Regions from separate parts of the Homo sapiens genome. Here region 1 is linked to region 2. Evidence: read pairs that join two places in POLR2A ChIA-PET (ENCODE). Cell type or tissue: PC-3. All regions are shown on one strand. Each heading gives the region's core, and the rest is flanking DNA. Links, peaks and the distances in the headings are about the cores only.

Region 1 (17,527 bases), core at 4,414-12,413, 61 kb before region 2:
TGGAGAGGGACAAGGAGGTTTCTGCTCTGATCCCTCAAAGACAGTAGTCCATGCTGTAGCGACTGTCTACCTGCTTGAATGGTCTCCGGCCTCTGGCCGAAAAGAAAACTAGGAAAGGCTCATTTCTCTTCTTCCAAAAAATAATAATAATAAAAAAGTCAACTCCACAGGCTCTGAGTTTTGCTCATCTAGATAACCGGGCAACACCGCAGTGTATCAGGAGGTTTTTGTTTTTGTTTTCAGCATTCCTGAGACTTCAGAAACATTCTATGGAGAATTGAGAAGAGAGTATTTTTTGAGCCAGAAAGTGCTTTCCTGTGAAGTTTGTATATGTGAGTTATTTTAATATCTAAACATTGTCAGAGAACAAGACTCTGAGCAGGCTGAGGTTTTATCCCGCCTCCCCACCTGTGTGTCAGTGTGCGAAGGACTGCTGTGCTCAATCACACAGTAATTAGTCAGCCTCGTCCTCAGACTGGAGCTTAGATATGAGCAAAAGCCCTTTATTGGACCAGCCTTCCATCAATCCAGAGGAGCAGCTCGGGACCCTGGAGCCCTGGTCATGAAGTACATTTTGGTAGTGGCTCAGGAGATACCAGGGAGGGCTCCCTGGCTTATGCTGGTACCAGTATATCCAATAGAAATCAGCATGGACGCCAGTGCTCAGGATGCAGGGAAGTGCGGCTGGTGCTTCCAGAGATGCAGAGAGGGAGGGCGGCTGAGTCAGCACAGGCTGGGAGAGGGAACCTGCAGACACAGGTGGATATGGCTGCTGGCTCACTTACCAGCATGAAGTTGCTGGAAGATCTGAGCCAGAGGGGACTGCTGAAGCCTGGGGGACCTGCCCTGGACGTGGGAGGCCTGTCCTTACCTGGGAAGTGAGAGAGGAGCAGCAGGAGGACAGGAGCCATGGTGGACACAGCCCTTCTGAGGTCCAGAGCTGGAGTGGGCTGCTCCAGGCCTCTCTTATCCCTTCCACTGACCTCACAGAGGAGGAGTTACAGATGCCAATGTGTCCCCACATTGCCTGCCTCTACTTTACCCCATGTATTTATTCAAGTCCTAGGGGCTGGTGGACAGGGGAAGTCCGACAGGCCAGACCTGGGAAGAAGTGGGTGCTGGAACCACACCCAGGGAGGGCACAGCTTCCAGGTCAGCCTCAGTGAGTGCAGGCTCCATCACCCAGCCCTGCGGAATTTGTGGGGTAGGAGGGGGTTGGCACAGTTGTGGCTGCCCACTGCACAGACCCTGAGATCCACAGTGTCTCCTGCTGCTCTCTCGCCAGACTGCATTCCCTCAGTAGAAGTCATGTGAGTGGTGTCGGCCTGAGAGCCTAGTGAGTGTCAGTCTAGAAGTATCTATGGCCACGCCCTGGGCCATGGCCCAAGTTGCTGATACTAAAAGAAAGACAGCATTTTTCAATACGTTTTTCTTGCATTACTAGAAGGACATGGGCAAAATATCACCTCCACCCAATGAAAGGAGGCTGCGGGGAGGCTGCAGAGGGCTCTGGGAGCAAAGTCCTGGGCAGCTCCTTCCACAGAGGCCAGGGAAAGAGGTGATTGTGACTTGGGTCTCACTGGGCTGTGGGGTCCTGCTCTGGAACAAATACTCACACATTACTAGCTTTGGAAAGATAGGGCTTTGGAAAAAAAAAAGAGACATTTTCAATGCAATGATATGCTGAGGGGATGACAGAATACATCATTGATGAGAAGATTGAACAAGTGAAGTGTAAGTGTCAAGTCAGGTAAGGACATTTGAATCCAGACTGTAGAGGTCCTTGTGTGTCAGTGAGGGGTTTGGTTTGATTCATTATCTGGGATTGTTTCGGGTTGTGAACTGGAGGCAGAATAGATGAAACTGACAGTTTAAAAAGACATCCTTTGGTGTCAGGTTCAACAAAGAGCCTGAAGGCAGCCAAACAGGAGAGGGGGTATCAGGAGGGTTGATGGCTGATCCCAGGGATCTGGAGGAGGAAGGAGAAAGAACCCAGGAGAAACCACAGGGTAACTGTGTCCCTAGAGGAACGGTGAGAGAGGGATAGGGATAAAGCTGAGTGTTGTCGATGGGTTGACCAGGTGGGTTTTATTGTTGTTAACTGTCTTGCAGAGAGAGAGAGAGAGAGAGGAGAGAGAGAGAAGAGCCCAACTGTGCACTTTCTCAAGAGAAAACCTGTATCAATAATCAATAATAAAATGTACCTAGATCACCTCCCTACTCATTGCTGGAACTTTTACCTAGTGTCCTTTATGAAAGAAATACCTAGTGTCTTTATGTAAGAAACTATTTCAACATTTCTTCAAATTATCTCCCATATTACTTGCTGAGTTTTGTAATTATTTTCCTATAGATATGTTTGAAGTTTATCATTTTTAGTGAGACTAGAATAATAAACATTCTGCACTACTTTTAAAATTATATAAGCAATATATTTGATCTTATTAAGTATAAACTTGATGATTTTATTATTCATTCTAATAAATTTTTAACAATGTTTTAATGTTATTCATATATAGTTGCCTTTAAAATGTTAACACATTTATGTAAACTTTTTGTGCTCTTGTAATATCCTTGGCCTCTTATTTCTCAGGAACAAATTTCTACCACAGAGAAGAAATATTAGAAGTTATATCAAAAATGGAGTATGTTGTGAATTTTAAAAACCTTTTAAAATATGGCTTTTTAACCATTTTTTAAATTTTTATTTATTTTTTTATTATACTTTAAGTTCTGGGATACATGTGCAGAACGTGCAGGTTTGTTACATAGGTATACACGTGCCATGGTGGTTTGCTGCACCCATCAACCCATCATCTACATTAGGTATTTCTCTTAATGTTATCCCTCCCCTAGCCCCCAACCCCCGTCAGGCCCCAGTGTGTGATGTTCCCCTCCCTGTGTCCATGTGTTCTCATTGTTCAACTCCCACTTATGAGTGAGAACATGTGGTGTTTGGTTTTCTGTTTCTGTGTTAGTTTTCTAAGAATGATGGTTTCCAGCTTCATCCATGTCCCTGCAAAGGACATGAACTCAATACCATTCAGGACGTAGGCATGGCCAAAGACTTCATGAGTAAAACACCAAAAGCAATGGCAACAAAAGCCAAAATTGACAAATGGGATCTAATTAAACTAAAGAGCTTCTGCACAGCAAAGGAAACGATAATCAGAGTGAACAGGCAACCTACAGAATGGGAGAAAATTTTTGCAAAAGATGGCTTTTAAGTAATTTACACAGCAGGTTGTCTATTAATATGTAACATGCTAACAGATCTATTTGAGCGATCCTATTTCCTTGAGATTAAAGGTAGATTTGGCATTTTCTTCAAAAAGATATTTTTACTCTGTTTCTATAGTGTGAAATTGTACTTCATTACGAAGTGATCTCTTATGTCTGTCGTTAAAATAAATCAAACCAGAAACTAAATCCAGCTCTAGGAAGACTACACTTTATTTTATTTATCTCTGATGCATCTTATAATTTTTTTTGCTATGAGTGTCTGTGTGGATACTCTTCATTAAGAAAAACAGATTCTTTTGGAATATATTACCTTTCTACACTAACATTTCTTCCTGGCTAACACGGTGAAAACCCGTCTCTACTAAAAATACAAAAAATTAGCCGGGCGTGGTGGCGGGCGCCTGTAGTCCCAGCTACTCGGGAGGCTGAGGCAGAAGAATGGCGTGAACCCGGGAGGCAGAGGTTGCAGTGAGCTGAGATCGCGTCACTGCGCTCCAGCCTGGGCGACAGAGCAAGACTCCGTTTAAAAAAAAAAAAAAAAAAAGCTAGATGACAACCACAATACTAAGTAATGCAACTCTAATACTAATGCATTTTACATAGTTACTAAATAATCCATTTTCTTGCTTTCAATATTCCTAATGCTAGATGAAAGTACTGTTTAGTTTACCAAACCTTTAATCAAAAATGTCTAATCAGTACATCTTTTTAGCCCTTTAATTCATGTTAGAGAGTTTTAAGATGGAAGAAACAAATTAGACTCAAATTAAAAAAAAGTCTGACCTACAGTAGCTATTAGATAGTTAACATTTGTGACATCATCATGATTTTGTTCTGATACATGTATTTCACTTAGCATTGTTGAAATCAACTGGAATAATAGCCAAATAAAAACATTCTTTTAGTTATAATTTCAAAAACGATTGAAATTTATCAACAGTCATAACAACATCATTGTACTCTTAAATTAGACAATTCTTAGCACATATAAAAACATATTTACCTCTTTCAACTAGGACAATGTTAGAATTTATCAAAATTCACCATCATCAACTTTTTTTTTTTTTTCCAAAATCTTGATTGTTAGGTACTATAAAACTGCACCCTAATCAAATGATGTGTTTTTGATCTGATGATTTTACAAAGTTGGGAGGAAATTCAACGAAAAAAATACTTGTACAATTAAATTTCAAATCCTAAACATTTACTTATTTAAGCCTGCCTCTCTAAACTTAAAATAGATATCAGCTCCTCCAATAGGATGAGTAGATTTTCTCACTATATTTTCCACTTCTTTTTAAATTTTCTCCTCCATTTGAGCATTCAGAAGCATGAATCTGTGGGGATTGTTAAAGTTTTTTTTTAGTTTGCTGCATTTCTGAGTATACAAACACATACACATATAACTATAGTATCGTGTGTGTGTGTGTATAATTTGTGTATATACATATATTTGTTCAATCTGGAAGCCATTGAAATTTTCTGTTTATAACAACACAGAATGACCTATTCTTTCAGCACCTACCCCATTACACCCTCTGTTTTATAATCACTGGACAAAATATAGCATCATCTATATTAATGCAGATTGTATACATCATTTGTGACCTATTTATTTGTTCTAGAAATTTGTACTTAGCAATGATAGACATTTGTACTGTAATATTTATATCATGAAGGGTACCTATTCTCTTTGAAACATAGCAACTCTCTCATCTTAACCCTAAAATTTTCATTTGTTCTATTTATTTTAGGGCAGGTCACTTTCAACAGCTTGTTTTCTTGGGCATATCATAAAAGTATTTGCAATTGGGTGTTATGTATCAGCCAGAATACACACGTAGTTATACATTTTGAAAGTTATCTAAAATTCTGCATTCAGAAACACTTTAATTATATGTATTAGGCTGGGCATGGTGGTTCACGCCTCTAATCCCAATACTTTGGGAGGTCGAGGTGGGTGGATTGCTTGAATCCAAGAGTTGAAGACCAGCCTGGGCACCATGGAAAAACCCCATCTCTACAAAATATTAGCTGAGCATGGCGGCAAGAACCTGTAGTCCCAGCTACATGGGAGGCTGAGTTGGGAGGATCACCTGAGCCTGGGAGGTCAAGGCTGCAGTGAGCCATGATCAAGCCACTGCACTCCAGCCTGAGTGACAGAGTGAGACCCTGTCTCAAATAAAAAATTATATGTATTCACCCAAAGTGTTCACCCCACCGAGAAGATGCACTGGTGAAAATATAGTGATTTTTTTTTCCTTTAAATACTCAGTGAATGGCCAGCCGTTTACATACACAATGGTAGACAAATTCCTCTGTGAATTCACAAAGTTTGGGAGATAAATAAGTGCATAGTAATATATAGAGATAAGTGGAAAAATAAGTTTCATAATTATATTGTGAGAGAAATATGATTTTTATAATATCAAGTAACACTTTTTTCTAATTCTGAACAGTTTATTGCTTCTAGAAACATTAGATCACTCAGGAATGGTAGAAATATGACTTTTTAGGGAAATATGACTTTTAAAATGTGACTTTAAAAAATGTCACTTTTTAAGAAACATGACTTTTATAACAATATCCATTTATGCTGTCTTTAATTCTGAACAGTTTGCTTATTGGTTCTAGAAATATTAGATGACTCAGGAATGGTAGAAATATTTGGCAATGGAATTTCGAATCGAGAATGGAACTTCTGGTTGTTACTAACATATCGGTTTTGCCCCTGCTCAGTTTGAAATTCTTGCCATTGAGTGTATTTTGGGGTACACAATTTCTCCTCCTAAAACTTATTTTAATAAGCACAGAATAGTAATTAATGAGCTTGGGTTTTGTTGTTTTTTTTTTAAGTAAAACGCCTAATCTTTTATTTTATTTTATTTTATTTTATTTTTTTACGGAGTCTCGCTCTGTCGCCCAGGCTGGAGTGCAGTGGCGCTATGTCGGCTCACTGCAAGCTCCGCCTCCCGGGTTCACGCCATTCTCCTGCGTCAGCCTCCCGAGTAGCTGGGGGCTCCCGCCACCACGCCCGGCTAATTTTTTGTGTTTTTAGTACAGACGGGGTTTCACCATGTTAGCCAGGATGGTCTCTATCTCCTGACCTCGTGATCCACCCACCTCGGCCTCCCAAAGTGCTGGGATTACAGGTGTGAGCCACCACTCCCTGCCGTAAAAGGCCTAATCTTTAATGACCCTCCTGTGCGTGTGAAAGCACTCTTGTTGGTGCAGCAGAAAGCGGACCTCACAATACACATTGTGACTTTACCCTGAGACGTTGATGATGCTCCTATCACCATGGTTATGTGATTGGGTATATCTTGCCCTCGGTCCTAACTGCCACTGTCTGTGCTGAGTTTTTCAAAGTTCATAGCAGGTTGAACATGCTTGCTGTCATTTTCACAGATTCTGGTCTTTCTTATGGGGAACCTGAGTTCCTGCATTAAAGGTATGTTCACATTGGCCTGTTGAATGCTGTCCTCTCAAATGTACTAGTTAATATTTAAAAATATATTTTATTAAAAAATTCTCCTCTGTATTTTTCATATGCAGTTATAAATGTGTTTCCCGGTTATGTTTTATTCCTCAATTTATATATTTGATTCTAGTATCAAGCAGGATGCCTTTGAGCTTTTCCTTTATTTAAAAGACATGTCTTATTTCCTGTTACATCTGGCACCCCTCAAACCACCCAATTAGGTATCCTTCTGGGAAAAATATGGCAAAGTATGTTTTAATGCAGTTTTTACCTAATTAAGAACCTATTAAAATCATTAATTTTAAAAATTAGGAGCAAAGCTAGAATGATGCAGATGTCTTTGAGGCTTTTAACACAACGAAGTGTGTCCATCTTTGTCTTTTGTTGTTGTTTTTTTGTTTGTTTGTTTGTTTTTGAGATGGAGTCTCACTCTGTCGCCCAGGCTGGAGTGCAACGGTGCGATCTCGGCTCACTACAACCTCCGCCTCCCGGGTTCAAATGATTCTCTCGCCTCAGCCTCCCGAATAGCTGGGATTTCAGGCACCCACCATCATGCCCGGCTAATTTTTGTATTTTTGTAGAGACAAGGTTTTACCATGTTGGCCAGGCTGGTCTTGAACTCCTGACCTCAGGTGATCCACCTGCCTCGGCCTCCCAAAGTGGTGGTGTTACAGGCGTGAGCCACCACACCAGGCCCTGGCCTGTTTTTAGTATGTCTTTCCTCTCTCCTTTTTCATGAAATGTGTATTCAGTTTAGTAAATTTGGAATATGTCATTTATATTCACATATTAACTTTTTGAAAAGAAGTAAGAATGTGTATTGTCTATGTGTCAGTGTGTGAAACAAAACACACTTATTTTTATGATTGGGGTTTATCCAAAATGATAGAGATAACAATTATAGTCAATCACCCAAACCACTTACCTTTCCAAAGGTAAATATAATCAAGTGTAATCATTTTTTCTCATCCAGAGAGTAGTTCATATTTCAACATACAAAGATAGAGAAGTGAAATGAATCGGTAAACACTATTAACCAAGAACATACAGATTTACTCACACCAGGAAACACGTAGGTCACATACATATATGTAAAGATACATTTAAAAATAATAAGATGATAATTGTACAAGTTTGCATATAAAGTGTAACTTTGAAAAACTGTTAATACTGTTTCTGATGGATTGTGTGACTTAGTTCTCCTGACCTATCCTTCAGAGTTCTTTCTAAGGAGGTTGTTCGTTCCATGACTTGGAAACAATCGAAAGTTAGAGGCACTTACATGTGTTAAGAATAAATAAGGCAGCTGGGCGCGGTGGCTCATGCCTGTAATCCCAGCACTTTGGGAGGCCGAGGCAGGCAGATCACCTGAGGTCAGGAGTTCAAGACCAGCCTGACCAACATGGAGAAACCCCATCTCTACTAAAAATGCAAAATTAGCTGGGCGTGGTGGTGCACACCTGTAATTCCAGCTACTCAGGTGGCTAAGGCACAAGAATCACAGAACACAGGATACCACTTCACAATTAGCCTCAGGTGTCACCCTTGTGGCAACTCTCCTGTACAGCTGGGTTAAAGAGCCTCGGTGCTCACATGGGGTCATCTCCTCACTCTGCCTTCCTTCACTGTGGGTAGCTTGGGCTGAAACTAGACCTCATATGGCTAGGTGAACTAGACCTGGCTGAAACTAGGCCCCCTCATGCAATGATTGCAAACACAAGGGATAGGAAGGGAAGACTAAAAGGAAGATCTTTGATTTACAGTGGATATTTTAACATGTATTTCAGTATTTTCCAGTTTTTAATAATTGATTTATAACAAAGAATTGAGTAAATATAATTAGCCCTGGTACCTGATATTGAATTTAGTTCCTCAATAAAAATTTACACATAAACAGGGGCTGAATCCTATACCCCAGATGTTAAATGTTACAGCAGCAGATGGGGGTCTGTGGAGGTTGAAAGGGAGTTGGTCAATATCAAGGAGTCAGTGGCAGTTCTGCTGGACTTTAAAATGGGCTGAGGGAGTGACAGGACTCTGTGGTTGAATTCTAGCATGCATTTTAGTAGTTGCTCATTTGAAGTTTGAGTATTTCGTGTCGCTTTCATCTGCTATTACCTGGAAAGACAAAGGCTCTATTTCTCATTTCCTTTCTGCCCGTCTCTCTGCCTTCCTTGGTCCATAGAAGAGGATGGCCCAGGAGAAGCTCAATTCATGCTTGTTAACCAACCACATCCATAAGTTCTAGCCCTTTGTTCATGTCACCACCAATGAACTGACAGTCATGTTGTGTCCTTTCAGTTCCCCCAGAAGATCAATGGAAGGTGGATTCCAAAGAGTGGGCAAGTGAGGACCCCTTCTCTGTTACCAAGGTAAAGTAGCCTGTCTTTGCCTAACATGTGTGTAATTTTCTTGGTTATTTCATTTTTCAATTGATATCAGATAGAGAAAAATGATCAGGTGCGTTATAGGTGTTAGATGATGTTTCCTTGGGGATGGAGGGGTGCACCCCACCCACTGACACCTGATTGAAGAGGACATCTGGAATTGGCAGGGCTGGGTCACACACAGCATGTTAGGGGACACTTTCCTCTGCAACAAGCTTTCCACTTTAGATTAAGTATTTTGTAACTGCTACTTCAAAATGGTCTTGACAAAGATTTTTTTTTTTTTTTGAGACGGAGTCTTGCTGCGTAGCCCAGGCTGGAGTGCAGTGGTACGATCTCGGCTCACTGCAAGCTCCGCCTCCCGGGTTCACGCCATTCTCCTGTCTCAGCCTCCTGAGTAGCTGGGACTACAGGTGCCCGCCACCACATCTGGCTAATTTTTTTTTTTTTTTGTATTTTTAATAGAGACAGGGTTTCACCATGTTAGCCAGGATGGTCTCGATCTCCTGACCTCGTGATCTACCTCCCTCGGCTTGCCAAAGTGCTGGGATTACAGGCGTGAGCCACTGAGCACGGCCAACAAAGATACTTTTCAACAAAAGCTATTGTGCTTTCTACAGATGAACTCTACTCTAGATGTTGGGGCTTTAGACTTAAACATTCTTTCCCATCTTGGTTACCAAGAGCCCCTAAGAGAACGAAAGACCTGTGCAAACAGCCCACAGTATGATCTCATCCTCAGAGTGTTTTCTTTCTTCTAATTGCAGGTGACCCCAAGGAACACAGTAAATGGTATGTATTCTGGAATCATTCACCAGGTGTAAAAAAAAAAAGTGTATGTATAAGAAATGTGGAACTTAATTGCTGACTTTCATCTAGACCATCTCCATGATCCAAGACACCTGGAAAGAACGAGAATTTGGGGTGAACTAAAACTGGTTTTTCAGGTGACAAACTCTTGTCACCTATGTGCAATCCCTGGAAACAGGCATATTCACTTTAGGTGGGGTGGATTTGTGTGCACCAAGGCAGAAGGTGTCTATGTGTAGGTCTGTGTGATGTGTTTGTGAATGTGTGTCTAACACACAGGTGAGTGCAAGCTTAAGGGGTCTGCACACTCAATGAACTTACACACAGTATTGAAAGTAAGACTGGACTTCATTATTTATACATTTTCAATATATGGTCTCTGTAACATAAAATTAATGATGTAATACCATAGAATATTTCCCTAGTATTGAATCTTGTCTCTCAATATTGAAAGAGTTGCTTAAAAGCACATGAGAAGTGCTACTCAACACATGATATGTACTGTAGCTGCAGTTAAAGCATTCATTTGGGAAGTTATAAGACTTATGACTAAACTGATGACTTATGCTCTAAACTCAGGCATGAGCTTTGTAAGACAATTGAAGGGGAGGATAAAAGACCTCATTTGCCTCCTCTCTTCAGTGGTTTTATGTGCCTTGTGGAGTGTGGTTATGTGCCTTGTGGAGTGCAGTTACACAGGAAGTTGATGGAGTAAACACAAAAAAGAATTGAACAGGTTAATTGAATCCATAAGACCGTGGTGAGGTTAGTCAATAAGACGGGTCATTTATTTTTTAACTTTTATTTTATTTTTTATTTATTTATTTTTTGAGACGGAGTCTTGCTCTGTTGCCCAAGCTGGAGTGCAGTGGCACGATCTCGGCTCACTGCAAGCTCCGCCTCCTGGGTTCACACCATTCTTCTGCCTCAGCTTCCCAAGTAGCTGGGACTACAGGCGCCCACCACCATGCCCGGCTAATTTTTTGTATTTTTAGTAGAGATGGGGTTTCACCGTGTTAGCCAGGATGGTCTCGATCTCCTGACCTCATGATCCACCTGCCTTGGCTTCCCAAAGTGCTGGGATTACAAGCATGAGCCACCGCGCCCGGCACAATTTTTTTTTTTTTTTTTTTTGAGATGGAGGCTCACTCTGTCGCCCAGCTCCATCCATGTTCCTGCAAAGGACATCATCTCATTCTCTTTTATGGCTGCATAGTATTCCATGGTGTATATGTACCACATTTTCTTTATCCAGTATGTCATTGATGGGCATTTGGGTCTTTGCTATTATGAATAGCGCTGCTGTGAACATATGTGTGGATGTCTTTAGGGTACAATGATTTATATTTCTTTGGGCATATAACCAGTAATGGGATGGCTGGGTTGAATGACATTTCTGTTTTTAGCTCTTTGAGGAATCACCACACTACTTTCCACAATGGTTGAACTAATTTACACAGTCTCTAAGAGTATATAAGTGCTCCCTTTTCTCTGCAACTTTGCCAGTATCTGCTGTTTTTTGACTTTTTAGTAATAGCCGTTCTGACTGGTGTGAAATGGTATCTCATTTTGTCCCACCAGTTTTTTTAACTGTTAAGTTCAGGGGTGCATGTGCAGGTTTGTTACATAGGTCAACTTGTGTCATGGGGATTTCTTGTGCAGATTATCTTGTCACCTGGGTTTTAAGCCTAGCGCCCATTAGTTATTTTTCCTGATCCTCCCTCCTCCCACCGTCCCCCATCCGATAGCCCCGTGTGTGTTGTTCAGCTCTGTGTGTCCCTGTGAGATTGGTCATTTTTAGGTCAAATTTTACATAGTATGTTCTTTATGTGCTTTCTTCTAGAACTTTCTATGTTTTATTAACTAGGCAACTGTTGCTAAAATCTCTACTAAAAGTGGGCACATCTTTATAATAACAAATAGAAGCTTGTAAAGTTGTGATACCTTAAATTTTGCCAAGTTATGAGGGCTTTGCCTGAGACCTGGATGACAGAGTTGTGTAAGAATGTGGGTTCCTCTGAAGACTGTTGAATTTTCTGAGAATAAAGATCTTATTTGTTTCTATTACATAGGGTTAAAGCAGGGACACGGTGGTCTCTAAGGCACATAGGAGGCTCTGAGAACGGAAAATGAGATCTTTCCAAACAGTAATGCAAATCTCCATTTCTGTATTTAGGATCCCTCTGAGAGCAAGCAGGGGTTCACAGAAGGATATAGCTCACTAAGAGAAACAAATAATGGGAAACACAGGTTTATAGCATTTAGAAGAAAATACCAAGATGAACATATTAATATCTAAAGTGAGTTTTGATGAAAACAATATAAAAATTTTTAAAACTCAAAATGTAAATATCAGGACCATGTGACTTACTTTTATTTCTACCAAATAATAAAGACTGGCAATCCTGGGCACACACTTCCAGAGAATACACAGCAAACACAGCCATAGTGCTTTATCATTTTAGGAGAATCTTGATTCCACTCCTGCAATAATAGACTTGACTGGAAAGTGGAAGGACAGAAACATTCCTCTGAATGTGGAACCCAAAATCTGAAAACAAATGTTAGTGATCTAGAGGTGGACTTAAAAAAATAGGATGAAGAGTGGTATTTTATGAGAAGACTTTCAGAGGGCTCACGAGAGAGAATCAGTGGCATTTTCACTGGTGAAGGATTGGGAGAAGAGGCAGAGCCATTGGGTTAATGGAAGGGACATCTGGAGTCAGAGGGAAAGGGGGATCAGAGTGAACCTTGAATGAGAGTCCTGGGGCAGAGTCCTGGGGCAGAGGTTTCCAGGCTGTGGCTATGGAGGGTTTTTTGTTTTTTTTTTTTTTTGAGACAGAGTCTTGCTCTGTCTCCCAGACTGGAGTGCAGTGGCGCGATCTCGGCTCACTGCAAGCTCCACCCCCTGGGTTCACGCCATTCTCCTGCCTCAGCCTCCCGAGTAGCTGGGACTACAGGCGCCCGCCACCATGCCCGGCTAAATTTTTGTATTTTTAGAAGAGACGGGGTTTCACCATGTTAGCCAGGATGGTCTCGGTCTCCTGACCTCATGATCCGCCCACCTCGGCCTCCCAAAGTGCTGGAATTACAGGCATGAGCCACTGCGCCTGGCCGGAGGGGTCTTTCTGACAGGAGATAGGACTGTCCCCTGCCACGGCAAGGTCAAGAAATGGATGTGGAGTTTGTAAAATAGAAAGTGATCTTTGATGGGGAAAGAATGAGCTGATAAGGTGTACACTCCCTGCTGGTGCACCTGCTGCCCATTCTTAGCCACACCTTTTTCCAGGTGGCTCAGATCAGCAGTCAAGGAGAAAGTGGGGGTGGCAGACTAAATTCATTAAACCACCAAAGCACCAGCCCAGATGGCCTCTTTTTCAGTTAATTCGCATTAGCTACTTATTCAGGTTTGATAAGTGGGAGAGAAGTTGTTACTTGCAGAAGCATCTTGTGATAGATGTTTTGCATTGTTCTAAGGCCTGAGCAGTCTTGGAGACAGGCAGACACTGGTCGCTCACTGTGATCACTGGAGGAAACAGTTACTGAGAGGCAGCTGACAGGGTGAAGGGAGTGGGGGAGGAAGGCCACGCATTTGTGCTTCCCAAGGTCCCACAGGTGACATCCTTTAAAGGAAACTGTGTCATACTTGGGGTGGAAGATTTGAAAGGCAGAGGAAAAGAATGCTTTATAATTAGGGACCTGTCTTCATCTCAGGCGACTCTTCCCGAGCACGAACTCTGTCTTTCCACACACCTTGGGAATAAAAGTATTGGAGAAAGAGAGTGAAAGGGTCCCTTTGATCAGTGGTCCAGGGCACGATATAGAGGTCTCAGTTGTTCAGGAATCTCTGTCTCTAGGGAACCAAATTTATTCCAACCCCCAGATCCTTCACTCATTAGAATGGGATTCTGCAAATCTCTCACCATCTCTAAGTGATACTCAGCCCCTCCTGTGCCCACCCTGCCGGGCTGATGTGGGGAGTCCCGGAGATAATAGGAGATGTCCTCCAGAAGTTGTAAGGCATCACACCCACGTAAAAGATGAACAGGGAACCACCCTCCACTGGCCTGGAGCCACCCAAGCAGCCTCTCTGTGTTCAGCCACTACTAAGTCTCCGGCTTATTCCTTCTGGCATTTAGTAAACCCTTACACATCACTACTGAAGTTCTGATTCTCTTTCTTAATATTCTCCTGCATTTAGTGATTTTTCTAGCCCCATACTGTGAGATTAATAAGTAGGCCCTATGAAAAGTTTAACATGACAGCGCAGAGATCTGAGGGCCGAGGGATTACATGACCTTCCCAGGTCTACGTGGCTCTAGTGGGATTGGGGTGCAGGTCCCTCACTACACCAGCCCTCTGCCTTTCTGTATCGTCTCACCTATGTGAAGCCATCGCCCACGCAGTCTTTCTAATCCATGTATAAAGTGCTCACTGAACTCCACGATCTTCCTGAGACCTAACTTTGATTCAGATGGCTCTGCTTGGAAGCCAGTAAACAATGGGATCAGAAGTTAGAACCAATTATCACAATTCTCCCTCTGGTCTTCTGTCAGTAACATGTCATTAGTTCTCTGCATTGCAAAAAGATTAACCAGGCTCTTCTCTGATAGAAATTTTAAGAAGATATAGCCTCTACACCAAGAGGCACATGACACAACCTGGACTCTGGGCAAACCACCGGGTGCACTCACATGAAGGTACCGTGGAAATTTATTAAGTTGATTTAAGAATAACAATTGTGGATTGTATTCAGTGTCCCATATGTTAGAAGAAGCTATAGAGGAGGTTAAGCCATATGTTTAAATGTGCCAAAATTTTTATTTGCCTAATCAAGAGGTATTGCTGAAATCACAAAATTAAATATACATTTAAAAGTCAATTTTGATTCACATTTAATAGTAAGACAATCTTTCAAACTAATCTCTAGACGTTACTCAATTGTTGAACATTATTGTGATCTCCCTGAAACAGTGGAGCTATAATTTTAAAACTGAATGTTTAACCAAGGGAGTTTTAGATTGACATAAAAATCTAGCATGTAATACACAAAGTTCCCACATCATTCTATTCTCTCACCCTACCTTATAATTCCACCTAATATTCATATCTTACATTACTGTGTTATATTTGCTAAAAGTAATGGGCAAATATTGATACATTAGTACCTAAAGTCTGTCATTCTCATAGTGTTCTTTTTCCTGTTACACATTTCTATGAATTTTGAAATATTTACTGTTATGTTTACCATTTCGATCTCGTAAGGAATACTCTCACCGCTCCAAAAATTCCCTCTTCTTTACTTATGAATCTCTGTCCTCTTTCTCCAGAAACCTTGCCAACTATTGGTATTTTTACCATCCCCTTTGTTTTGCCTTTTCCAGAATGTCATACAGTTGGAGTCATATATTAGATTGGTGCAAAGTAATTGCGGTTTTTCCATTCTTCAACTGGCAAAAACCACAATTACTTTTGCACCAGCCCAATATTATGTAGCTTTTTCAGCTGAACTTACTTCACTCATCAATATACTTAAAGTCACCCTGCTCTGCTGCCTGTGTGGTCTCATCCACATGAATGCATGCCCCCACAGTCTTTCTGATACATGCCATTGTCTTTTCTATGCTTTGATGGAGAACTCCTTTAAATCACAGAATAATATTGTGTTTTATAGATGGTTGTTTTTTCATTCACCTCTTAAACATCTTGCTCGCTTCTAGTTTGGGTGGTTATAGATAAAGCTGCTGTAAACATTCCTGTGCAGGCTTTGTGTGGACGTAACTTTTCATCTCAACTGAGTACGTACCTAAGAGCGCAATTTTCGGATTATATTGTGAAAATATGTTGGGATTCGTAAGAATTTGGTGGATTTCGTAAGAGAAATCATTTGGTTCTGGTGTTGTCTTTTTTGGAATGTTCTTAATGTTAATTCACTTAATAGGCAGAGGCTTGTTCAGATTGTCTGTGTTCCTAGTGTGACCTTGAGAAGATTATGTCTCTCAAGGAATTGATACATTTCACCTAGTTATCAAACTGTGGGAATAGAGTCATTCATAATAGTCCTTGATTATCCTTTTAATGACCAACAGTTTGGTAGATATGGCCCCTCTTTTATTTCTGATATTAGTAATGTGTGTTATCTTTTTTTGCTTTGTTAGCCTGCATATTTATTAATCTCTGCATAAAGATTTAATTATTAATTAATTTATTAATTTAATAAATTAATAAAATGAATTTATTAATTTTATTGCAATTACAATTAATAATTGCAATAACTAATTGGGGGGAATTTTCATTAATGCAGGAACACACATCCAGGAAAATGTTACCCACACTGAGCAATGATGGCGATAACTTTTCAGTTCTGGATAGGACATAGGCATTTATCCAGCTCTCCGTTCAAATACACACACACCCACACACGCACACACATACACACACACTCATGTTTTTACTATGAATAAAATCTATTGCACTCCTATCATTTAGAAAATCACATGATGCATTAGGTGATATCCAAATGTTTATTTACCTCATAACTTCTATAATTTAAACATTGATTTGAACTTACAGAAATGAAAAAGTAAAGCATTTGGAAATTGATCCGAGAATACAGAACATTTCTATAGGAAACAAGATGTGAACCATAAGACTCAATGAGTTGGATGGTGGCAATAATTAATACTTACGACTCAATAATCGAATCAAATTAGAATATAGATTATAGAAATGTCCCATATCTTTCTCCTATGACTGTATAATGCTTTTACCAAGTAGAAAATTCCTAAGTCTACCCACCCAAGTAATTTTCTGACCCTGTTTTTTTTTGCAGTGGCGGCTTATTTGGCCTCCCCAGGACGGACTGGAGCATCAGTAGTGCCTGAGTTCATCAAAGGACAGATGCTCAAGACACCTTGATCACCATTAGGTGGAATTGAAGGAGCCAAAAATGGGCGCAGTGGCTCCTCAGCAGAGACGCTCCTGAATGTATAGACATGGGAACCACTTTCAGCATCAAAAAAGGAAACGTTCTGCATGCCCATATCCAGAAAAATCCCCACTCGCTGTAACTTGCGGTCTACTAAGAGGAAAGTCAGCGGCACCGTGCTGGCAGAGAGGCGGCTTCCATCCCTCAAACTCACAGTCCAGAATCCAAGCTCTGTGGTCAGCTGGATCTTCCCTTTGCAGTGAACAGATTCTCTGCAGACTCCCAGGTCCCATTCTGTGCTTGTTCCCACGTCCACCTCCCAGTAGTGGCGGCCACAGGTAAAGCGAGGGGAGCCCAGGATGCAAACGGACACGTCAAATCTCTCGGCAAGGTCTTGCCGATTCTGTGTGATGAGCCCACTTCGGACGCTCCTGAGGTCGTCAGAAATGAGGAGGAAGTTGTTGGCTGTGTCGGCATCCAAGGTCATATCCACTGTGAAAAGGAAAACAAGTTGCTCAGCAAGTGGACAGAAGCCAACCCCATGCCTCTCTTCTACTTCAAAGGCCCAAATATCTCCTGACTTTAGTTTCTTTAATTCTGTTTCTTCCTCCAAAATCAAAACTTTTCATGAGGAAACTTCCCTATTTCAAATTTTCATAGGTATGCTTTGTGGCAATA
Region 2 (8,000 bases), core at 1-8,000:
AAGGGGGGTGCCCAGGCGCCACATGGCCAGGAGGAGACCAACCCCTCGTTTGACCTCAGGGGTGCAGGAACCCAAAGTCCAGGCTCCAACTCCCTGGACATGACGTGATCCCCAGCCAGGGCACACCCTGCACAATGCCAGGAGCATCTCCTTGATGCCTCCACAGGCTGTCGCCCTGAGTTCTCCACCATCACCGCCGAGAGCGCTGATCCACTCAGCACATTCTGGCTAAGCACCTGCTGTGCGCCAGGCCCCATGCTGGGCAGTGATGGGGACAGAAGATGAGTCAGACCTCATCTCTGCCCCTGGGGAGCCTCCCATCTGGTGGGAGACACAGACACATGGATCTTTGCTGGGCAGGGTAACGAGGCTATGGAAACCCAGAGAGGAGGGTTCTAGAAATCCACCCGCTTTGAATTGGGACTTCCACATAAGCCTAGATGCCCGTAACATCCACCCACAGAGCTAATCACCTCCACTCCTGCCCCGGGGCACCTATGAGATGGATGGCATCACCTAAATGATCACAAACATCTCCAAAGGCCACGCTGCCAGTGTAGACACACTCATTCCATGGGTGTTAGTGATACCAAATCTCCCCCAGTTCTTAGCTCAGGAGGCCCTGCTTAATAAACATGTGTGTCCTCTGACCCAGTTTCCTCATTTCATCAGACCTAGTGTTCTCACACTGACTGCCCATCCATTCACCAGACACAACAGTGAGCAAGGCAGGTCCCTGCTCACTGTGCTGGCTTTCTAGCTGGGGCGGGAATACAGTGAAGGTGGCAAGGGCGGCGAGTGTTCTGCCGGGAACTCAGTTCGAGGGACAAGTGAGTGAGACCCTCGTGGACCTGGGGTGGTCTGGGAAGGCCTTATTGAGCAGATGATTGAAGGCCAGATTTGAATGACACACAGGACCGAGTAATGGGCGTTAAAGATAGGAAAAGAGCATTCCAGGCAGAAGGAACAGCTAGTGCAAAGGCCCTGTGGCAGGCACAGGCTTGGTGGTTTCAAGGAAGCATAAGAAAGCCAGGTGGCTGGGACCCAGAGGGAAGGCAGGAGATGAGGGCAAGAGTGCCCAGCCCTGGGCTCCACTGTGAGTCACACTGTGCAAACAATGCCCTGCGTTTGGAAAAGCAGAACAAACTTGCTAGGGCATAAAGCATCCTCCATTCTCCCTGGCTCTTCATCCTCTCAACAGCCCCATGAAGAAGGGGCTCTCCCCATTTTATGGATGAGAAGACAGACTCAGCCGGGTCAAGTGGCTTGCCCAGGGTCACACAGGTCAGCTGTGGAAGACCCAGGCCCCTGGCCTCAGTCTTTGGGTCCAGCTGTCTCCTCCAGGCAGTGTTGCCAGTGTCCAGGCATATGGCTTGGCAGAGGCAAAGTGGGAGAACCTGTGCTGGGGGGTCTCAATTAGAGAAAGGCATGGCTTCCTCTCCCCTGACATGAGCAATCCCAGGGCACCCCCCAGGCCCATGTTGCCATAAGGGGGTGCACAGCCTGTCTGCTAGCCCAGCTGGGGCAGCCACAGCTGTGTCCCACGTGCAGTGCCTTGGAAGGCAGAGGAAGCCTTGGGGTGGGGGCCCAAGACCCAGATTCTGACATCAGCTCTGCCACTGAGAGCAGCGGGACCTCAGGCAAGGTCTGTTCCCTCAGTTTCCCCATCAGTAAGAGGAAGGAGTCAGATGGGTATTTAAGGAGTTTGCAACCCTCATGTCCTGCTGTCCTGGATGATGCTCTATAGGTGCTTACTCTGCCAAAAAGGAACTGGTGGCCTTGCCTCCCTCTCCTGGACACCTAAGGTCACAGGTCACTGCCAAACAGACAGAGCTGGAGTTCACGTAAGCATCCCTTGAGATTTACAACCTTCTAGGAGGACATTCCTTCTGCCACCCCCCCCATCCCCCGTCCTCCCTCCCCCCTCCCCACCCCGCTGCCACCCAGAGGTCTTTTCAGGAATAACTGAAAAACTCATGGGGTTTGTGGTCCTGCTGCTCTGCCAAGTCCCTCTTGGGCAGCTGGGCTGAGGACTGGAACATTCTGTGGCAAGGAAGAGGCCTCAGCAGAGATCACCGAGACCCAGCACACATGGTATAGATAGCTTGCAGCAAAGGCAGGTGCAGAGTGCAGCCAGCCACAGCACCCTCCTTCCCGCAGGTCACCCCCACAAGCCACTTAACCTCTCAGAGCCTCTGCTTCTTATCTGTCAAATGTGTGAGGTGGGGTGCCAGGGGGTCACGGCCCTTGCTGTCTCATGGAGGAGCCGAGGGGTGAGAAGTGTGCACTTGGGTGTGAACACTCGGTGTGGAAAGCAGGTGTGTGTGTGTATTCAATCCCCCAGTGGTGTCAAGGGCTCCTGAAAACCCCGTGGGTCCCCAGGTCATTGTGATAAACACTGTCCCCATCCTGCTGTGGTTATGGCTGGCAGGTCCTTCAATGAGTAGAGTGTCCCTGAGAAACAAGATGCAGGGTAGTGACAAGTTCAAGCATAGATTTCTAGAGTTACCGGTTTTTAGCAACTCAACCTGATTTTTTAAGCTGCCTACTCTTACTTTTTGCTGTGAGCTTCTGTCCATCACCATGTAATTTGTAATAATAATAATACAAAAAAACACAAGAGGATAAGATGTCCACAGAGGAATCTGCATTCGAGGCTGCTTTGCAGAACTACCGCGTTTGTAAGGACTGTTTCTCACTGGGAACTGTGTGTGATTCACGAGCAGTTTTATGCTTTCCCTCTCATCTGTGTATGGTGTGATTATTGTGTGTTTTGGAATCTCTATTCAGAACCAATAGCTGGTAGTGCCTGCTGGCTCGCTGCCCTCATGTTAGCCTCTGAACATGCCCTGCACCTAGAGAAGCAGCCTGCTCACCCACCTCACCTGTACCCTCCAGCTGCCAGGCCAGCAGCTGACCATAACCATTGCTGAAATTAGCATAACATGAACACAGGAGGCAGAGCTTGCAGTGAGCTGAAATCATACCACTGCACTCTAGTCTGGGCGACAGAGTGAGACTGTCTAGGTAGGTAGGTAAGAAGGAAGGAAGGAATAACAGACCTGGATGAAGTTATTGGGAACATGTGCAACAGGCCTCAATTGAAAACAAGTACATACATGCACACATGCATACATATGCATACATGGGTGCACACACACCCAGCTGTGCATGCACACACATGCATGGACACACAAGCACATGCCCTCACACACATACATGTGATTTCATAGGTAGATCTGGTCCCTCTTGCTGTCTCCAATGCTCTAGAAAGCAGCAAGTAGGCAGCTGACAGTGTTCCCAGGGTGGGTGGCATCTCCCCTCATCATCAGAAAGATTCAAATGTGTCCCAGAGCTGAAGAGAAGGACTTGGGAATGTCAGGGGAAACACAGCCAGGAATGGGGGTTAACAGGCTTCTTTGGCCAGGAGATGGTTTCCAGTTAACCGTCATCCCAAAAGCTCTCTTCAGGTCATGTCAAACAGACTAGGGCTGTGGGTGTGGCTGAGCCTGACACTGACTCCCCCACAGGCCGCTGTCCAGGTCAGGTCAGGATTCCAGCCTGGTGGCGCCAGGCCCTTTACATCCCTCTAGCCGCTGTCCACACCCAGGCCCCTCCACTGGCGTGGCTGCCTTCGCAATCACCGTGTCTATCAGAGACTGCCATTCAAGGACATGGGGTTCCTGGAGGTGCAGACTTGTAAAATTTTTTAATTGGCTTATTTTAATTTTTCAACTTGGGTGTACTGGTCCCCATCAACAGGAAGAGCCTTCAGAAGTGAATTTACAGATTTCCCCCATGTTTGAAATTAACATAACGTGAACCCAGGAGGCAGAGCTTGCAGTGAGCTGAGATCGTACCAGTGCACTCCAGCCTGGGTGACAGAGTGACTCTAGGTAGGTAGGTAGGTAAGAAGGAAGGAAGGAATAACAGACCTGGATGCAGTTACTGGGAACATGTCTTATCAATGTTGAAGGGCCACCCATCACTGCAGGGAGACATCCACGTGGGTTGATTTTGTCTGCCGTGAAAATCTAGGGTTGGAAACATGTAAGAATCCCTGCAAACTGCAGGGATTCTTAATCATCCTGCTCACGTGGTGGGTATCAGAGGGTGTCTGCCTGGTCCCCACAGCATTGGGACAGTCAGGCCATGCCTGGATGACGCCCTAATCACTGCCCTTTGCAGTCCAGGAGTACATCACTGGGCTGGGGCCATGCCCTGTCCCCTCCGGAAGACAAGCCTGTGCACTTACTATGTACCAGATGCCAGGCACAGTGCCCTAGTTCCTTGCTGTAGCACCAACACGTCCCACACTGGTGCTTCAGTGCATGCAAACAACTTTGGGGGTTGTGACCCGAAAAGCTCAAATGTTAAGCAGTCAGGCGAGCTAGAAGAGGTCAGGATCCTCCTAGAAAACCCATTCAATGACATGGACTTCCCTCACCTATTCAACAGACACTTGCCGAACGCCTGCCACTTGCCTGGCCCTGTACCCAGGGCCCTTCTGGGAACCATTCCTGCTATAGCTGGGACCACCTGTGAAATGGCTATTTGTGCCTAACGGACACACTCAGATTCACAAAATGAATTCAGAAGTCCCACCCATGAAAGTGACCTTGGAGGTGTCATTGCTCCCACCACCCCAGTTTCTAGTCCAAACCCCTGGCCAACAGCTGATGCTAGATAAATGCTTGATGAAGAGCAGATTTGACTATTAGTTACTCTGTACCTAAAACTCCTATCTTCACATCAAAGCCCTGACAGATTTGCCCTTAACAGACTGAAATCCAGGGCTGCTGCAGGGTTCACAACCCTCCAGTAGGCACCATTCACGACACTGTACCATAAATGGTAATGGGCTCCCAGGGATACCGTTTACATAGACTGCACTGAGAATGGTTACCCTTGGGTTGGTACAATGAGGTACCCTGTTGAATGACCCTAAACCAGCCTCCCAAATATGCAGGATTCCACATTGGTCAGCGCCATCCCTGAGCACAGAATCAAAAACTATGGATGACATGGCCACCCTGGCCACAACTGGAACCAAGCTGGTGGCCCAAGAGAGAGCGCCTCTTCTTGGAATTGCATGTCAGTTTCTCATACCCAGTTTCTTCCTATTGTTCCCCATTTCCCGTTTTAAAGCTAGTAGCATACATCATAGTCAAATAACCAAGCGGTCAGTGTCTGGACAATGTGCAGTAACGAGGTGGGGGGCTGCAAGGGTGAGAGGCTCAGTCACCTTAACAAGGCAGGAGACCTCCCACAAAAGGGTGATGTGTCCTCCCCAGGGCCAGCCAGACAAGGGCATACAGCGGCAGGGGTTGGGGGATGGAAATATTTTCTCTCCTGTAAACTCTGGCTTCATGTGAGCAGGCATGGGGTCTCTCTGAGAGCTGATAACCAGGAAAACCAAAAACATTCCTAATAATACTGGAGTGTAACAATAATGAGTTTTTCACTGACCGCTGTTGCTCTTTTGTCTTTATATACAGTAGTTTTTGTTTTTTTTTTTTGAGACCGAGTCTTGCTCTGTCGCCCAGGCTGGAGTGCAGTGGTGCAATCTCGGGTCACTGCAAGCTCCGCCTCCCAGGTTCACGCCATTCTCCTGCCTCAGCCTGCCAAGTAGCTGGGACTAGCAGGCACCTGCCACCACACCTGGCTAATTTTTTGTATTTTTAGTAGAGATAGGGTTTCACCGTGTTAGCTAGGATGGTCTCGATCTCCTAACCTCGTGATCTGCCTGCCTCGGCCTCCCAAAGTGCTGGGATTACAGGCGTGAGCCACCGCGCCCGGCCTATATACAGTAATTTTTATAACAATGTCCCTAGGTTTTAATAAAGGAGTGTCATGTCAACTGTTCCCTAGATTGACGTTTGCTTCAATGTTTCAAAATGAGCTCAAGGGAACCTGTGCCCACATAATTTGTCATTCTGTAGGGGAGGATGGAGGACCAGGGACTGGGGTCCCAGCCAAGGTGGTGTTAGGGGGAACTGGGCACGTGAGTCCATCCTGCACACTCAATGCCAATGGCAGGTGGACGCCACCTCTAAAGGGGCAGGGGCAAGGTCAGAGAGGAGTGACAGTGCCCTGAATCTGGCACTGGCACCAGACGAGACAGAGCCGAAAGCACGTGGGGGGTGGGGGGACAGGGCCAATCACTGCAGACGGCATGCCTTCAGTGGCCCCTGGTGTGACATGCCATGTGCCTCTTGTTTCTCATCTCGTAGGCAAGGGGACAGAGTAACCACCTTTAATGAGCACCGTGCTCCTGAAAAGCCACCGTCCCTCACACTGGGACCGTGTGTCCCTCACGCTGAACACAGTTGATTCTGGCCCCACCCGCCAGCAGGAGAAGGGACAGGCTGCACAGTGGAGAAAAGCGGCACCAGATCTTGCAGCCCAGTCCCACCTCACCTGGGGCCCAGAGGCCCTCAACACCTGAAATCTGATGATGGGGATACCAGACTGCTGGCACCCCCAGGCAATGGATGGTGGCAAATACTGTTTTTCTCCAGAGAGGTCTCGTCATCCGATGCTTCAAAATATTTCTGCCAACAATTTGTTAAATATATCTTTCCTGGCACACAATCAGAGATCAGCAGGTACACAAGGCAGCAATGTGAAGAAGCAACAGAGGCACAAGGATTAGGAGACAGGCAGAGAGACTACAAGCCCGGGAGCAGTCAGACACGTGTCTTCACACAGCCACACTTGCTTACTGTGCTCCAAATACATAAAATCACATCTGAAACCCATAAAAAAAAGATACAGGAAAATTTTTAAAGAGCTGATTAGAAACTGGAGAAATTTTTTTAAAAGTACATAATAACCCAAATTAAGGTCTCGGTACATGAGTTGAAAAGCAGATTACATAAGACAGTGTGGTATTGGCAAAAGAACAGACAATGAACAGAATATATAGCCCAGAAATAGACCTACATAAAATAGTCAACTGATCTTTGACAGAGGAGCAAAAGCAACAGAATGGAGGAAAAAATAGTCTTTTCAAGAAATGGTGCTGGAACAAGTGGACATTCACGTGGAAAAATACGAATCTGAACACAGACTTTACACTCCACAAAATTAACTCAAAATGGATCATAGACCTAAGTGAAAAAGAAAAAAAAACTGTAGAACTCCTAGAACATAGGAGAAAATCTAGATGACCTTGGTTTGGCAATGACTTGTTAGATACAACACCAAAGACACGATCTATGAAAGAGAGAATTGATAAGTTGGACTTCATTAAAATTAAACATTTCTGCTCTGTGAAATACTATCAAGAGAATGAAAAGACAAGCCAAAGAACGGGAGAAAATATTTGCAAAAAGACACAGCTGCTAAAGGGTCATTAGCCAAAATATACAAAGAATTCTTAAAACTCAACCATAAGAAAACAGAGCCAGGCACAGTGGCTTGCACCTGTCATTCCAGCTATTTGGGAGGCTGAGGCGGGAAGGTCACTTCAGCCCAGAAGTTCGAGATCAGCCTGGTAGCTACAGTGAGACCCTGTCTCAAAAAAGAAAAAGAAAAAACAAGCTGGGCATGGTAGCTCACGCCTGTAATCCCAGTACTTTTGAGAGGCTGAGGCGGGTGGATCACCTGAGGTCAGGAGTTCGAGACCAGTCTGACAAACATGGTGAAACCCCATCTCTGCTAAAAATACGGAAAAAAACCCCACAAAAATAGCCATGCATGGTGGCGCATGCCTGCAGTCCCAGCTATTTGGGAGGCTGAGGCAGGAGAATCACTTGAACCCAGGAGACAGAGGTTGCAGTAGGCTGAGATTGCACCATTGCACTCCACCCCGGATGACAGAGCAAGACTCTCAAAAAAAAGAAAGGAAAAGGAAACAACGTGATTAAAAAATGAGCCAAAGACCAAAGAAGATACACAGGCAGCAAATAAGCATCTGAAAAGATGCTCCATCTCATATGTCATCAGAAATGCAAATTAAAACAATGAGATACCATGACACACCTATTAGAATGGCC

Evidence for each region. Peaks named below come from ENCODE experiments on the same cell type or tissue, not always from the same donor. Only the 100,000 strongest peaks of a DNase experiment are listed, where the experiment ranks them.
Region 1: POLR2A ChIA-PET joins it to region 2 with 16 read pairs; 2 of 35 experiments call an interaction of 5 or more read pairs at or near these places.

The regions. Positions count from the first base shown.
Region 1 is chr22:32,360,066-32,377,592 of GRCh38, reverse strand. It overlaps RFPL3S (RFPL3 antisense), which reads left to right and starts at 6,329. Exons shown (of 5, transcript NR_104232.1): 1 at 6,329-6,395; 2 at 6,652-6,694; 3 at 9,026-9,096; 4 at 9,879-9,903; 5 at 16,754-17,527. RFPL3 (ret finger protein like 3) reads right to left here. Exons shown (of 2, transcript NM_001098535.1): 2 at 16,432-17,341. The coding sequence ends at 16,761. LOC339666 (a long non-coding RNA gene) reads right to left here and starts at 929. Exons shown (of 3, transcript NR_038918.1): 1 at 872-929; 2 at 1-267. It also overlaps the pseudogene IGLCOR22-2. In PC-3, for the core only: no CTCF peak of the experiment used is centred there; no DNase peak of the experiment used is centred there.
Region 2 is chr22:32,303,985-32,311,984 of GRCh38, reverse strand. It overlaps a transcript of SLC5A4 not described here. Among named protein-coding and RNA genes, the nearest start is that of RFPL3, 50 kb to the left of the region's middle. In PC-3, for the core only: no CTCF peak of the experiment used is centred there; no DNase peak of the experiment used is centred there; H3K27me3 peaks cover 2,535 bases.